Regions from separate parts of the Mus musculus genome. Here region 1 is linked to region 2. Evidence: chromatin loops called from intact Hi-C (ENCODE). Cell type or tissue: heart. All regions are shown on one strand. Links, peaks and the distances in the headings refer to the core of each region. The heading gives the core; the rest is flanking DNA. Region 1 has its middle 5.7 kb from the start of Mirlet7d. Region 2 overlaps Phf2 (PHD finger protein 2).

Region 1 (8,085 bases), core at 1,305-5,304, 280 kb after region 2:
GCCTCTAAACTGCTTGCCTACTTCTGCCAGATTCTTAAATTTTAAGACATGGGCCATCATTTTAAGTCATGTGTGTGAGAGAAATGCATTACCCTACAATAAGAGTTAAGTTTCTTGCAGAGGAAATTCAGTGTATTAGGGGAATCCTGAAAGTTAACCCTGAGGGGATAGTGAAGACACTGATCAGGTTCTCAGGAAAAGGCTTTTTGGCTGAGCTAAAAATAAGAGAATATAGGTCCCTTGGGTGGTGGTTCTATGAGCATGGGCACAACAGCATTGCAGTGGGGAGAGGCTGATGACACCCAAAACTTCTCAATCTTGGGATTTGGCAGCCAGACTAGGATCGAGCTCAATGATCATGAGCATCGGATGTTCCTGATGCTTTGGAAATTTGGGTCACCTTAAATTGATTCCTGATGTGCTTTTTAAAGTAATATAATCAGGCCTGCAAGGAAGTTTGAGTACCAGTGCACTAAGAAAAGGGTAGATGGGAGTAAGAGCAAGTGGGGGAGAGAGCTGAAACAAGGTGTCCAGAAACTGCTCCCCATAAGAACATAAATTAGTAGTCACAACAAAATACCTTCAGAAGAGCTAAATCAGGTCAGACCTTAGTTCATTTTAGCATCCTATGTCCTCAACAGGCCTCCCCAGATTTTACAGTGTGTAGAGAATAACCCAAAGTCCAGTTGGTTTTGTGTTAAGGCGTATATCACTGTCTGGCCGTGTCATTTTTCAGGCGTAAGTATGCCACAGGCCTAGGCACTAATGTTTGCATTAGTTTTGGAATTCATGCTGTGTTGGTGACTGGCCTTTGGGCTCAGACTGAACATTGTAGAGTGGGTGGCCGTGGGTTGGTTTGGTTCCTCCTTGTAGACCCCTAGCAACACAAGATGGACTAGTCTGGAGGGAAAACAGGCCTTTTGAGTTGGGAGCTAACCCCTCCACGTAAGGCCCAGAGAAGGGACATCAGTGGTAAAGGTGAGTAGGCTCAGTAATTGGGTTTCCTGCAGTCATTCTAATTCTGAATGGTTCCATAACTGCTTATTGGAACAGGAGCTTCAAGATGGTTTCTAGTGGGAAATTAACAGATCAAACCAAGACTACTGTAAACTACTGAAGGTACCAGCTAGTGCTAAGACAGCAGAAGTGATTACATGTCCAGAAAACCTTTTTGTTTATAAAATGTCACAAAAACATTGTTAAAATGAGAATAAAAGCCTTAATCTTTTACATGTGGACTTGCATGCCCACATCAAGGACTTTGTAGAATCATGCTTTGATAAGGAATAAAGTAAGCATCATCAGGAAATGGCCAGTTTTTAAGGGAAGTAGATGAACAACGAAATGTACTTCATTAAAGAAACAAATAGACATCAGTCAACAGAAAAAACTGAAGGCTATTTTAAGGTGGGGGTGGTGTGGAGAGATCAAAGAATTTACACTGTAACCAATATACAAGGATATTAAAATTTTTTAATTTCATGAAACGAAAATGGGAACCACATACTAAAACAAGTAGTACTAAAAGTTTATTGTGACCAGTATCTACATCATGAAAATAACTCATTGTTAACACTTAACTGAAAATATAACTGATCTTCAGGTCAGTAAAAGAAAAAAAAAGATTAAAGCAGAAATAACATTTTTAACAAGCAAAAACCAGCAAGATAGGACTGAGAGACAACAGTACTTAGGGGAAATAAAGATGTTGCATCTGACATTGTAGAAATATAGATAATTGTGAACACCTCTACATAGCTGATGAAAGAAGTGGACACAGTTTCTGAAATTGGATGAATCAGTAATGAGGCCCCCACCATAGAAAAGCTTCATTGTTGAAATCCACTAAGCATTTAAAAGAGAACAAAAACCAACTCATGCTTTTCAAAAGTATATGAAGAGGAAAAGAAGGTATTCTTCCAAACTCATTATCCAGGGCCAGTGTTATCAATATAGTAAAACTATATAAAGACACAAGTCAGTGGTCAGTATGCTTATAAAGATGGATGAGAAACTAAGTAAAACTAGAAAACCAAATCCAAAAGCACATTAAAATGGGTTCTCACCATGAAGAGGAGTTCACGGATTCAAGGAGGGAATAACAAGCCAAATCAGTAAGTACCGCACAACACATAAATTAACCATATGATTATTTTGGTACATGCAGAAATGGTATTTGATAAAATTTAACATTCATAGTTAAGATCCCAAATGATATAACTACATATACAACAAGGTTCTAGTTAATGCTCCAAGTGAGACAAGCTGCTAGCTTTCTCTTTGAAGATCAAGAACAGGACGAGTCCTTTTTTAACCACCTTTATTGAAAATGCTGTACACCCTAGCCAGAACAATGAAGCAAGAGAAAGAATGTTTGAATTGAAAAAGGGGGAAGTAAAATTCTTACTATTGGAAGATGACAAGGATGTTTTACATAGACACCCCCAAATATTATGTTAAAGGGTAGACAGTATAGAAAAATTGATAGCTTTGGTAGAGGCTAGCTAACTGAATTATCTGAAAAAGAAACCCAACTCAGTGTCCTAAGTACAATACCTACAAAATATATAGAAATTAATTGGGGGGGGAGGGTATGGGGGACTTTTGGGATAGCATTGGAAATGTAAATGAGGAAAATACCTAATAAAAATATTTTAAAAATTAATTGAAACATGGATGCTTTATAGTAAAACAATTTCAGTGATAAAATTAAGAACACACAAGTAGTCGGCCTTATTTACTTTTCTACTGTTGTGACAAAGCACTGTAACCAAGCAAGAAGAACCAACTTAGAAAGGGTGAGTCCATGACCATCATGGCAGCAGGCAGGCATGGTGCTGGGGCCCTAGCTGAGAGCTGACACTTTGAGGCAACCACCATGAGATACGGTTAACTGGGAATGCTGTAAGCTTTTGAAACTCAAAGCCTACCCACAGTGACACATCTGAAAAATCACACATGGGGCTTATACCACTCCTGTTGTCCCCATGTTTGTGTTGCCCTCAGAGCTGGCACTTCTAGGAAGGAGTGTGCTGAAACTTTAATGTTTTCAAATTCTATTTTTATTTATATGGGTACACTGTAGCTGTCTTCAGACACACATCAGAAGAGGGCATCAGATCCCATTACAGATGGTTGTGAGCCACCATGTGGTTGCTGGGAATTGAACTCAGGACCTCTGGAAGAGCAGTCAGTGCTCTTAACCACTGAGCCATCTCTCTAGCCCCAAAAATCTTATTTTTAATGATGGTTCTTAAATGCTTTAACCTCCCTTTTAGCCCTCTCCCCCACCCCCCAGGTAGTGGAAAAGAAAGGATACAGGAGGGGGCAGGGAAGCGGACCTGTTTAGAAAGGTTCTTTGGGGCACCTTCTGTCTGTGTTGTCTGGAAATCGGCAGTTTAGTTTACAGGTTAGTAGCAGCAGCAGCATCTCAGTTCACTCACAAACACTTCATGGATACACCAGCAGTCCAGTTTGGTAGAGTCAGGATAGCAAACACTCAGCAGCTGTGGCACTACCTAGCAGAGACAGCTAGGCCTCAGCCTTGGCTCAAGTCAATGGCGAGAAGCCAGGAGAAGTTCTGGGCTGTGCCTCTCTTAGGGAAGTGATGATCAGTGAAGACACTAGGCTCACAAGCATTGCACAGCTAGCTCTGTAAGCAAGCCAAGCACAGCCTCTGCTGCATGGAGTCCTATTTATCCTCTCTCCAAACATCGAGTGTCCTCCACAGGTTTTGCCTCAGCACCTGTGTTGTCTCAGCTGACATCACTCTGCCAATTAGCCCACTTTCAGAAAGTGGCAAGAAACTGCAACACACCACCAGAAGTTTTTTGGTGTGTTTCTCTCAATGAAGTCCTGACAAATGCAGCTCAACTATGCAATGTAAGGTGGACCAATGCATGGGTGTAGTTAGCAAAGAATTCTTCCCTTTCATGTGCTTGCTTTAGCAGAATATCCTCTCTCCTTTGTCTGCTTCAGGGAAACTTCCTTCAGGAGTCTGCCTTAGCCTGTCACACCTGTGTCTACATTAATGACATGTTCCTTCATGTGCTTGCATCAGGAAAACATCATCCACCTGACTTTCCAAAGAACTCTTAAGTTTCCACTTCAGAGTGCTTTTTTCAGAAGCCCATTTTGCTCAGAATTCAGTTGAAGTAGAAGTACAAGATACAAGAGTACATATTAGCAAAGTATTAAGATACAATGTTATATAGAAGTATTAGATACAAGAACATACATATTTAGCCCTAAAGAGTATATATGTATGTATATATTCATTGTGCCCCCTGTCTGCAAGAGTTGAGTCCATTGTTTTTCTGTGCAATCTAATGTAAAATACCTAACTAAATGAATATACATCTATGATCCCAGTTCTTGAGAGGCTGAGGCAGGAGAATTTTAAATTTGAGACTAGCTTGGTCTGGGTGACATACATAGTAAGATCTTGTCTTACAGAAATGAGACACACAAATGTTATACATGCATACACACATGTATGTATGTACATATTTTAGGGTTAAATACTCAGAAAGTTGAAAAGTTTGTCAGGGTAATGGGCAACAACACTTAGCACATGCTCTCCTGGAGAGGAAGTCTTGAAATGCTTTAAATCTGGCCAATCTGTCATGGACCAGTATTGCCTAGTAGCTCTTAAATCTATTTTGGGAGCCTTGAGCTTGCTCATCTGGATCATAGCTGGCCTTGAGCTAGTCCATTCAGTGTTCTTCATGTCCTATCCCTGGACCACTAACCTCTTGCCAATCAGACATAGAGCATATGGCCACTGGTTCCAATCTCCTATGGAATTGGAGAAACTTTTTTTTTTTTTTTACTCCTGTAAGATCTCAATGCGGAGGGCAGTGAGAGAAAGAGTAAGAAACAAGATGCATAGGTTGTCATGTGACTTCTAGTACTAGCCTACTCTTCATGGGTGGTTCCTTCTTTCACTTTTTTCTTTCTTTCTTTTTTATTTTTATTTTCAAAGACAGGGTCTCACGGTGTAGCTTTGGTTGTCCTTGAACTCATTATGTAGACCGGGCTAGCTTCAAACTCATAGAGATTTGACTGCATTTGCCTCCCAAGTGCTGGGATTAAAGGCGTGTGACACTTCATCCTGTTCTCTATCCTCACTGTAATTACACTGGAGGACCAGTGAGAGAAACAGGGGAAGGCCCATGGCAGCTGGCACTGGCAGCTTCTCATAGGAGCCACCTCTTGCACCTAGCAGAAAGAAGGAATAGCCAAGACAGCCAGAGTCTTCCTGTTGCTTTCGAGGGCCTTGGTGTGACCTCCTCCTTTGGGCTGGCTCTGCTGTGGTCATGAAGGAGTTCTATGACATTCACAAGTCTGCCATTTTGAAAGAGACAAGGAATATTGCCTTTTGGGCTCCATGCTGATACTGCTGTGAGGGTTTATGAAAGGTCTTGTGAAACACTGTCTACTAGAAATATAATAATGTGAGCCACATGTGTAAATTAAATTTCCTGGTAATTGCATTTTTACTTTTGTAAAGAGTACAAAGAAAGCAGGTGAAAATAATTTTAACTGCGTATATACAACATTAATTTCCACATATAATCAATACTAAGCACTAATTAGACGTATTAAGCTCCTTTTTAATACTCGGTTTTCAAAATACCATGTGCGTTTTATGTGGAAAACAACCTTAATTAGAAATAGTCCCATTTCAAGTGCTCAATGGCCCTTTATGTGGCTAATGGCTTCCTCATTGGACAGATGTAGTCGCAGATTGGACTTTCAGAGAACAGAGCCATGCTGCCATCTGGTGGTTATTTAGTTAAATAGCATCCATGAGCCACTGCAACTGCCTGGTCCTCAGCCCGCTGGGAAACTTCCTTCTTGTGCAAATCCTCAGGAACAAAAGTATCTGCAGTGCTGTGAAGCTTGCAAGTGAGAAGGCTGTAGGAATGAGGAGGCGTTAGCTAAGAGGACAAAAGATATGCATGCCCTCAGGGAACCCCATTCCAGGGAGGCCACAAACACCCTCACCTAGCCCATGCTCATCACCTAAAATATTTCTTTGTTTTTGCTAATAAATACCACCATGTGACAAGTCTCTCTTGCAGCCCATCCCTAACTGCTGAGCTTCCTGTTAGTGAAGACTCACAAGCAGAGCTGTGAGAAGCCAGGGAATGTCGTCTTTACATGGGGAGATCTATTTGTACAATAGTAGTGTGTGTGTGTATGTGTGCGTGCGCGCGCGTGCGCGCTCATACACGTGTGTATATGTGCCTGTGAATTCGCTCATGGAGGCCACAGAAGCTCAGTGTCCCATTCTATCACTCTTTGTCTTACTTTTCTTTTTTTAAAAAAGATTTATTTATTACTATATCTAAGTACACTGTAGCTGTCTTCAGACACACACCAGAAGAGGGCATCAGATCTCATTACAGATAGTTGTGAGCTACCATGTGGTTGCTGGAATTTGAACTCAGGACCTTTGGAAGAGCAGTCAGTGCTCTCAACTGCTGAGCCATCTGTCCAGATCATCTTATTTCTTTAAAACTTGGTTTCTCAGTGAAATCGGAACTATGTTGCTAGCCAGCAAGCCCCCCAGTCTCTGCTAGGGTATACTCTGCAAGTGTAGCCCTATCCAGATATTTTACCCAGATGCTGTGGATTTGAACTCAGGTCCCCATATTTGTGCAGCAAGTGCTCTTACCCACTGATCTTTTTCTCCATCTCATAAAATAGTTTCATAAATGGATTTGTTGGGCCCAAGGATAGGTGCATCAATAATTTTTTTAATTTAAAAAATCAGCTTTATTTAGATATAATCTGCATACAACAAATTTTGTAAGTGTACAGTTTGATTAATTTTGCCAAATGTACACAGTTATGAAACCACCACCACAATCATACCATTTCCATCACTTTCAGAAATTCCCTGTGACTCTCAGCGTTCCCCTTCCTATCTCTGGCAAACACTAATTAGTTGTTTTGCTTACACTGTGCCTATCTCCCTCCCTCTCTTACTCCCCACTTCCCTTCCCTCCCCTCCCCTCCCCTCCCCTCCCCTCCCCTCCCCTCCCCTCCCCTTCCCCTCCCCTCTTCTCCCTTCCCCTCCTCTCCCTTCCCTTCCCCTCCTCTCCCCTCCCCTTTCCCTTTCCTTTCCCCTTCCCCCTCCCCCTTCCCCCTTTTCCCTTTCCCCCTTTCCTTTTCCCCCCTTTCCCCCTGTTTCCCCCCTTTCGCCCTTTCCCCCTCTTTTTCTCCCTTTCCTCCTCTTTTCTCCCTTTCCTCCTCTTTTCCCCTTACCCCTTCCCCCCTTTTCCCCCTTCTTTTTCCCTCTTCTCTTTCCCCTTTCTCTCTCCCCTTCTCTCCCCCCTTCCCTCTCCCCCTTCACTCTCTCTTTCCCCTTTTCTCTTTCTTTCCCCCTTCTCTCTCTCCCCCTTCTCTCTCTCTCCCCCTTCTCTCTCCCTCTCCCCCTTCTCTCTCTTCCCCTTCTTTCTCTCCCCCTTCTCTCTCTCCCCCTTCTCTCTCTCATCCCCCTTCTCTCTCTCCCCCTTCTCTCTCTCCCCCTTCTTTCTCTCCCCCTTCTCTCTCTCCCCCTTCTCTTTCCCCCTTCTCTTTCCCCCCTTCCTTTTCCCCCTTCCTTCCCCCCTTTCTCCTTCCTTCCCCCTTCCCCCCTTCCCCCCTTCCCCCCTCCTTCACCCTTTCTCCCTCCTTCCCTGCCTTTTCCCCTCCTTTCCCCCCTTTTCCCTCCTTCTCCCTTTTCCCCTCCTTCCCCCCTTTTCCCCCTTCCTTCCTTCCTTCCTTCCTTCCTTCCTTCCTTCCCTCCTTCCTTCCTTTTTTTCTTCTCTTTCTTTTTGTTGAGCCAGGGTCTCAGCTCCGTAGCCCTGGCTGGCATGGCACTCACTTGGTGTACCAGGCTGGCTTCAAACTTCCAAGATCGGTTGTTCTGCCTCTTGAGTGCTGGGTTAAAGGCATGCACCACCCTGCTCAGCAGATCTTCATTAGTTATGTGAATGGGAACATCTCCTGGACAGGGGATCCTGGGCTGTGTACTAAATGGAGAAATAAAGTCAGCCCTAGTCTTGTATTCATCTTTCTCCATTTCTAATTGTA
Region 2 (8,085 bases), core at 1,832-5,831:
TGATAGAGTGAGAGTTTTGGTGAACACATGGGGGAAGCCTGGCTGTGGCTTCTTCTCATAGGAGCACCTCCACTCAAGTCTGTGATGCTGTGCAGGGTGTCACACAGTCTCTGGTGGTGGGAATGCCTGACTTCCAGGAGAATATATGTGCTAGCTAATACTTCAATGGCTGACCTCAGAGTCTCAGAGATCCTTAGTACCCTGGATCTCCCATGACCTCAATGGAAAGGCCTGGGAAGTTGGAACCTAGGGTGAGCCTAGTACCACCCAGGATGAGGGCAGACAGGACCAAGAGCCTAGGCCCTCACCTTGGTGCCCAGTTCTGGGTGCTGTGGAGGGAGAACTCTGGGTGGCGTGGAGACAGAACACAGATGGGGGTATTTGAGTCCTTATTCATGAGGCCAGAGGGGGCTGTCTGCTAATGAGAAACCAGAGCTGCTGTGGCCCCGTGCCCCAAGTCTGGGGAGAGTGCTTTGCAGACCCCACATGTGTCCACACACGTGCCTCAGAGGCCAGCCAGCTCCCGCAGCCCGCCGCAGGCAGTTCCTCTTCCAAAGTCTCCCGGTTGGAGCACAGGTCAGTGTTTGATGGTCCATTTGCACTGTTTTAAGTACTGACTGTTTGGAAAAAAACAGCTGAGGAAAACGGAGGAAAATATGTTAATTTCCTGTGGCTGGTTTTGCTTGGTGTTTACCGCCATGGGAAAAGGAGGGGATTTAGGTATGGTAATTGGAGGATTAAAGTATTATTTTCCATGCTGACTAGTTAAACTTTGTTCACTGATTCTCCGGCAACCTTGTAGATAGCCGGGCCAGCTGGGTCTGGGGTCACCCAGATGGCGTGAGTGGGAAGTTCATGTCCATGTGGGTTCTCATGGGGGTCCAGCCTCAGGGTTTAGGACCCTGGCGGTGCATGTCTTGGCATGTCCCTGTGGCCTGGATTGAGGACAGGATAGAGCATTGCACCTTGAAGGTATTTGTTCCTGCCCATGCTCAGTGAAGTCCCCAGACTAGCGCAGCTGGACAGTGCCAGGACAGCTGTTGTCCTGTGAGACACAGCCCTGTATTGTGCACAGGGCAGGGCAGGCTAACGAGGGAGGCTCCAACATAACTCTCTGCAGAACTCAGGGATGTGTGACTTGGCCTGCCATTATGGCTTTGGCCTGGGAGGCAGCCTTCAGAGGGGGCTGTGGAGCCATTGGCTTCCCTCTCCTCGGGTTCAGGAAATGTCTCTCGGTCCATGGAGCATTGGCCTAGGAGATGGCTTTTGTCCAAGCTTGCCTATCCAATCTCAGTGGGGCTGTTCCATCTCTCTGACTCTGCCCCACCCCACCAGCGTCTTCTCTAGAACCCTCATTTTCTGATCAGTAGCTTTCCTAGGTCCCTGTTAGAGCTTCTACCAGGGTCTCCTTCAGCCTGTACATAAGGAGGTCGCCCAGCAGCACTGTCTCACATATGGGCCATCTTGAGCAAGGAAGGAGACATGGGGGAGGGAGGATACTGTGCTGGAGGGGGTACTGTGCTGGAGAGGGATACTGTACTAGAGGGGCTACTGTGCTAGAGGGAGTACTGTGCTGGAGGGGGTACTATGCTGGAGGGGTACTGTGCGGGAAAGGGTACTGTGCTGGAGGGGGTACTGTGCTGAAGGGAGTACTGTGCTGGAAAGGATACTGCTGGAAGGTGATACTATGTTAGTGGAGGATACTGTGCTGGAGGGGGTACTATGCTGGAGGGGGTACTATGCTGGAGGGGTACTGTGCGGGAAAGGGTACTGTGCTGGAGGGGGTACTGTGCTGGAAAGGATACTGCTGGAAGGTGATACTATGTTAGTGGAGGATACTGTGCTGGAGTGGGTACTGTGCTGGCGAGGATACTGTGCTGGAGGGAGATCTCTGGCTGCAATGCCATGTGCTGCCACTGCTGTTCATCACCGTGATTCTGGTCCTGAGCTTGCCATGAGATTATCTCCTAACACAGCTTCTTTTCAGAGGCTCTGACGCTTTCTCCTGCAAAGGTCTTCCTAGAAGTGCTCCAGGTATTTGGTTGTAGTTTGCAGGTATCCAGGATAGAACAAGGGAAACGCTGGAAAGTAAAGGGGTCTCAGGAGAAGAGGTACCATGGAGTACAGGGAGGAGACAGTGTGCCTCTAGACCATGACCACCTAAGTGGCTCATGTAGCAGGTGTCTCTGGTACTAGTAGTGTTTTCTTTTCTAGGCGGGGCTCATCTGAGTTAGAGTGAGTACCAGAAAAATCCCCAGAGGGAGCTCCCACAGGGTCAGGTCTTCATGGTCGGCTCTCTACCTGGGCGTTGTGCAGCCATTGGGATCCTGTGCCACTCCCCAACTCAGACTCTCCTGACAGGGCCTAGGTGTGGGTGTTTTTAAAGCTGTCCAGGTGGTTCTTGCCCAGACAGCTGGGAAGCCTAGGCTGGAGGAGGTGAGTGGGCTGGGCCAGCACAGGGCCCCGAGAAGTCAGAGCCGGATCCTGTCTGAGAGCCTGGTGGAGACTGTGGAGACCACCAGGAAGCTGCTCAAGACCCAACCCCTGGGTTCTTTACAGTCTAACAGCATCCAGGCCTCAGGCCTGTGGAATGATGATGAGCACTGCTCCCTAATCCCAGTTTGGGATGCTCTTTCTGGAAGGCAGGGCACCAGTGTACCCTGGGGGAGATGAGGGCGTGGGGCAGTAGACAGGGGCATTGCTAGGAAAGTGCAGAAAGGGCATGGCAGCCAGGACAGGACTTGGCAGAGGATTACAGATGGAGCCCTGTGGTCAGTCCTTCATGGAGGGACCCAGAGAGGGAAACCTGGCTAAGCTGAGGCATGGCTGTGCCTAACCAAGAGATGTGTAGATACAGATAGAGATTGTGTGTGTGTGTGTGTGTGTGTGTGTGTGTGTGTGTGTGTGTGTGTACAGGTGTACATGGTGAGGGTGCAGGGCTGAGTACAAGTGTACATGAGGGTATGTGCAGGTGTACACAGAGCTGTGGGTGCAGGCACAGCTGTAGATGAAGGTGTAGGCATAAGGGTATAGGTGTAGGTGAGGGTATAGGTGTAGGTATAGATGTGGTGTAGGTATAAATGGGGGTATAGGTATAGATAGGGGTGTAGGCGTGGATGGGTTGTAGGTGTAGATGAGGGTGTAGGTGCATGTGTAGATGGAGGTGTATGCACATGTAGATGTGGGGGTGTAAATACAGATGAGAGTGAGTACAGATGTAGGTGAGTGTGTGTGTGTGTGTGTGTGCAGGTAGAGGTGAGACCAGGGCACAGGTATAGGTGTGGGCTTGGTGAGCGTGTGGGTGTCGATGGAAGGTGTAGATGAGGGTCTGGATTCATACTTGGACGTGCATCACCTTGGAAGAGTGTGTCATGGGAGAGATGTGGGGACTCCTCGTTCTCAGTGTAGGACTGCGGAGAAGGAATGTTCCTTGCCAGGACTGAGGTCAGGCTATGGAAGAGCATAGAGAGCTGGCAGCTGGACCTCAGGCCAACTCAAAAGATGTGAGAACTGTTGCATTGTGGTGCAAGATTTTATCCCATCTGCCTTCTGGTGTGTGTCCTTATTCCACCCAAGGCCTCATTCCCTCCCTGGAGTGTGACTGGGTGTACAGAGGGGCCTGCCAGACCTTCTCCACTGTTAAGTTTCCAGCCCATATCATTCTGTTAGCCGCTGGCTGCCTGGGCCAGCGAGTATACAGCCAAGGGCTTTGGGCTGCAGTTACAGCACCTTGGACTGCAAACTGTGGGCTGTGGGCTCTAGTCTGTGGTCCAAGTGTCCTGGCTGTGAGCCAAGGGCCATGGCTGAATGCTTGTTGTTTCTCTCTGTCCCCAGCCAGCCCCCTGCCTCCCCCAGCACACAGGAAGCCATTCAGGGAATGCTCTCCATGGCCAATCTGCAGGCCTCTGACTCTTGCCTGCAGACCACATGGGGCACGGGGCAGGCCAAGGGTGGCTCACTGGCAGCCCATGGTGCCCGGAAGATTGGTGGTGGCAACAAAGGCACAGGCAAGCGCCTGCTGAAGAGGACTGCCAAGAACAGTGTGGATCTGGAGGACTACGAGGAGCAGGATCACCTGGATGCCTGCTTCAAGGACTCAGACTATGGTGAGTGTGGCTGCAGGGCAGGGCTGCTGCCTGTAGGGGGCAGCACTGACTAGGAACATGCCAAAGAGGCCCAGGAGCTACAGTCAGGACTGTAAAATCCATCTTGGGCTGGGGTGTGGTGGTTCACACTTTCAATTCCAGCACTCTGGAGGCACAGGCAAGGTGATTCTCTATTCTGCGCTCTGGGCCAGCCTGGTCCACGTAGTGAGTTCCAGGGCTATACAGTGAGACCTTATCTTAAACAAAACAAAATACAACAGTATCCTCTGGAAGCCTGTCATTTTGTGGCCTGGGTAACTACCACCATGCTCCATTTGAGAATATCTTTCTTATAAGGAAACTTTGTCCCCATCCACAGTTTGTCCTTCCCTAGCTTTGGCCACTTGTCACGTACTTCAGGTCTCCGTGGATCTATTTTGGACACACCATCTAAATGGATCGTATAATGTGACTTTTTGAGGGCCCGTGCATGCTGTGGCACATGACAGGATTTCCTTCCTTTCTCAGGCTTAGTAATATTCTTTCCTCTGTATAGGAAGTCCATGCATATGTCATTCCTGGGCTCCTGGGCTCTTGTGTTGGCTGCTGTAAACACGCATGCACAGATCCTCTAGGGACCTGCTCTCGTTCCTGGGCTGTGCTTCCGCTGGATCCTGCTGGGTCACAGGTGGATTTAGCTCTCCAAGGGCTGACCTGACAGATGTCCATGCAGCTGAACGTTTATCAGTGACAGAGCCTTGGGGGCGGGGGGGGGGGTGTCACTGCTCCCATCCTATCTGTAAGATGGAAAAACCAAGCCCCACGGATGATCCTGCGGTCATATGTGAGATCAGAAACCAACAAGGCTCTGGCCTTCTGTAACGGGTACAGGCACCATGCCTCCTTCCAGCAGGGCCTGCCTGACGCAGGTACCTGATTTCTCACACCCCATGTCAGGAGACATTCCAACTTGTGTCAAAGGTGCCAGTCTAGGCTCATAGTGCTTGGGGTTGACTCCGGTTTAGTCCAGGGCCTTCCTGATAGCCAGAGGTTTACTGCTGTCCACTGTGAAGGAGATATTCTGAGAGGGGGCTGTGTCCTGCCCAGGTTGAACAGATCTGCGCCCCTTGGTGAGTGTGCTCTGCTTAAATAGACAGCTGGAATCCTGTTTCCACTCTGTGGGGGTGTAAGGTGCCAGGTCCTGCTGCTACCCACAGAATCACCAGTCTTGGAGGTTTCTCAGTTGGCCTTGCCAATCAAGGGAAGCAAGACCCACAGTGTAGGAGTCGCTGGGGAGTCCTGAGCCCGGGAAGCTCCGTAGTGGCCATGCAGGCTGCTGGGCAGACACCTCCTCCCAGTCTGCTTGGGAGGGTCTTGGGACTTCAGATAGAGTGGAATCAGACTGGTCCCCTCAGTCTCTCACTCGCTGCTGCAGCAGCAGCCTCCAGAAGGACTGCATCTCACAGGCTCCTGAAGCTAGCCTGGGGTGGGGGTGGGTGGCAGCCTGTGAGGCCACTGTCCTGCCTCAAGTGGACACTCTTGCTACGGCAGCTTCAACTGCACAGCAGGTCTGAGAACCTAAGGACAGATCTGGGGCCACCACTGGGAAAGGTCACTGGGCCACCGCAGCCCCACCCAGGGCCCTCCTCAGGCCCGGCTGCACTCGACCACTCAGGGGCTGATCTCCTATTGCTGATCTCCTCAGTTTACCCCTCACTGGAGTCTGACGAAGATAACCCCGTCTTCAAGTCCCGGTCAAAGAAGAGGAAAGGCTCAGACGATGCTCCGTACAGCCCCACAGGTAGAGCGGGGCTGGGGGCCTGATATGTGGCCATTGAGGACATAGGTATGGCTCTAGGCATTTCCTGGGAAGATGGGTCGGCTCCCCACAGGGCCCTGGCTGTGGCTCTGCTTGGCGTTTTGGGATCCCTGAGCCTAGACCCTCTCTCTAGAACTTTGTCATGTGAGGCCCCTCTTCTCTGCTGTCCTCTGTAAGAAGATCTAGGAATGGCACCCAAAACAGGAAGGGGTAGTGAATGGGATCAGGTCTGTCCACCTTTCAAGTTCCCCCGCCTACCTGGCTTCCCTCGCCCAGTTTGCTGGACCTCCCATACCGCCGCACAGATACTCCAGTGTGGCACCATCCTGGGGAGAGCAGATGTGGTGTGACTTCCCATCCAGAGAGTTAGATGCTCATGGTACCCGCAGACTCAGAGATGGTCTGGGATGATTGGGTCACCACTTACAGAGCTGATTCATTGGCCTTTTCCTGGTCTCTTCCACAGCCAGGGTCGGTCCATCGGTGCCAAGACAAGACAGGCCTGTGCGTGAGGGGACCAGAGTGGCCTCCATTGAGACGGGGCTGGCAGCTGCTGCAGCCAAGCTGTCCCAGCAGGTGAGGAGAAGGAAGGGTTCGTGCAAGAGGAAGTCTCCACTATGTGAGCTTAGGCTGACCTCTAGACACCTCAGCCATCTCTGTGTCTCCTGCTAGGCAGGAGAGTGGCTCCAAGTTCCTAAGCAGGTGTAGGGGAGCCCATGACCCTTACCCCAGATAGGCACCTCTCCCTCACATGGTACCCAGGATGCCCTCGTTAAATGCCTCTGGGGACTGCTCCCATTCCCAAAAGTTCAGGCACTTTTAAGTGATTCCCATAGGCAGAAAGAAGCTCTGACTTGTCTTCACCTCATCAGCTCCTCCCCTCCCCTCCCCTCCCCTCCCCTCCCCTCCCCTCCCCTCCCCTCTCCTCCCCTCCCCTCCCCTCCCCTCCCCTCCCTGCTTCCTACCTGGTAGAGGTCTGAGCCCCCTTAAAGCCTGCATCTGGGTTGGGACAGAGCTGTCTGTGCCAGACTCTGATGTACCTGGGGCAGCTGATGGGCCGCACCCCTCCATACTTTGTTCTTAGGAGGAGCAGAAAAACAGGAAGAAGAAGAACACCAAAAGGAAGCCGGCTCCTAACACTGCCTCCCCCTCCATCTCCACCTCTGCCTCCGCCTCCACGGGTACCACCTCGGCCTCCACCACCCCAGCATCCACCACCCCGGCCTCCACCACCCCAGCATCCACCACCCCGGCCTCCACCAGCACAGCCAGCAGCCAGGCCTCACAGGAGGGCAGCTCACCTGAGCCCCCACCTGAATCACACAGCAGTAGCCTGGCTGACCACGAATATACAGCAGCCGGCACATTCTCGGGGTCCCAGGCTGGCCGTGCCTCCCAGCCCATGGCCCCTGGAGTCTTTCTCACACAGAGGCGGCCTTCTGCATCATCCCCCAACAACACTGCTGCCAAAGGTACCGCTTTTGCCCCGTTTGCCCCTGCCCTTAGAGAGCACACTGCAAAGAGGATTCTGGTCTCAGGTCATCAGGGGCTGGACGTCTGAGACAGTTATGTCCGTGCATCTGCATGGCCCCTGCCCTTCCTATGAGTGCTTGCTGCTGGTCTGCTTAGTCATGTGAAAGACATAGGCTGAATAGGGCTCACTGATTACAGGACCGATTCTCAGCTCAGGGCTCTGGCTCAGGCATTTGCCACAAGTGAAGCAGGGTGTGATCTGAGCCAGGCTGGTGGATTAAGCCCTTCTGTGGGTTAGAATGTCACACAGTCAGGCCCTGGGGAACCCCTGTGGCCTCCCTTATCCCGCCGACCTATACTCCAGCCTGGTCAAGTTTCAGCGGCGTGGCTACCCACAGGTGGTACTTGAGATGGCCTTGTTGCTGGGGTGGGGCTTCACTTCTTAGCCATGCCATCCTGAACCAAGTCCACCATGGTCCCTACACCTCTGAGCACGTTGGGTCCATGGGGGATTTCTAAACCCGGGCTCAGCCTAGCTGGCTGATTTTACAGAGGTGGGCGGGGCTTAGGAGTCATGTGGGATCCTCTCCTCCTGTCGCTGTCACTCTTGGTCTTTTTAAAAAAGAATTTCTCCCCACCTCTGTAGGAAAACGTACAAAAAAGGGCATGGCCACCGCCAAGCAAAGGCTTGGAAAGATCTTGAAGATC

The links. A loop is a pair of places that touch in the nucleus more often than their neighbours do. Peaks named below come from ENCODE experiments on the same cell type or tissue, not always from the same donor. Only the 100,000 strongest peaks of a DNase experiment are listed, where the experiment ranks them.
Region 1: a loop joins it to region 2, with 2.2 times the contacts of the local background. A loop is called at or near these places in 15 of 42 quality-filtered maps.

Annotation. Positions count from the first base shown.
Region 1 is chr13:48,526,401-48,534,485 of GRCm38, reverse strand. No RefSeq gene overlaps it. Among named protein-coding and RNA genes, the nearest start is that of Mirlet7d, 5.7 kb to the left of the region's middle. In heart, for the core only: no CTCF peak of the experiment used is centred there; a DNase peak (open chromatin) is centred at 3,565.
Region 2 is chr13:48,803,626-48,811,710 of GRCm38, reverse strand. It overlaps Phf2 (PHD finger protein 2), which reads left to right. Exons shown (of 22, transcript NM_011078.3): 18 at 3,835-4,106; 19 at 5,791-5,886; 20 at 6,371-6,480; 21 at 6,989-7,376; 22 at 8,024-8,085. Among named protein-coding and RNA genes, the nearest start is that of Phf2, 63 kb to the left of the region's middle. In heart, for the core only: a CTCF peak has its summit at 4,135 (motif pointing right); DNase peaks (open chromatin) are centred at 2,371 and 3,850; H3K27ac peaks cover 902 bases.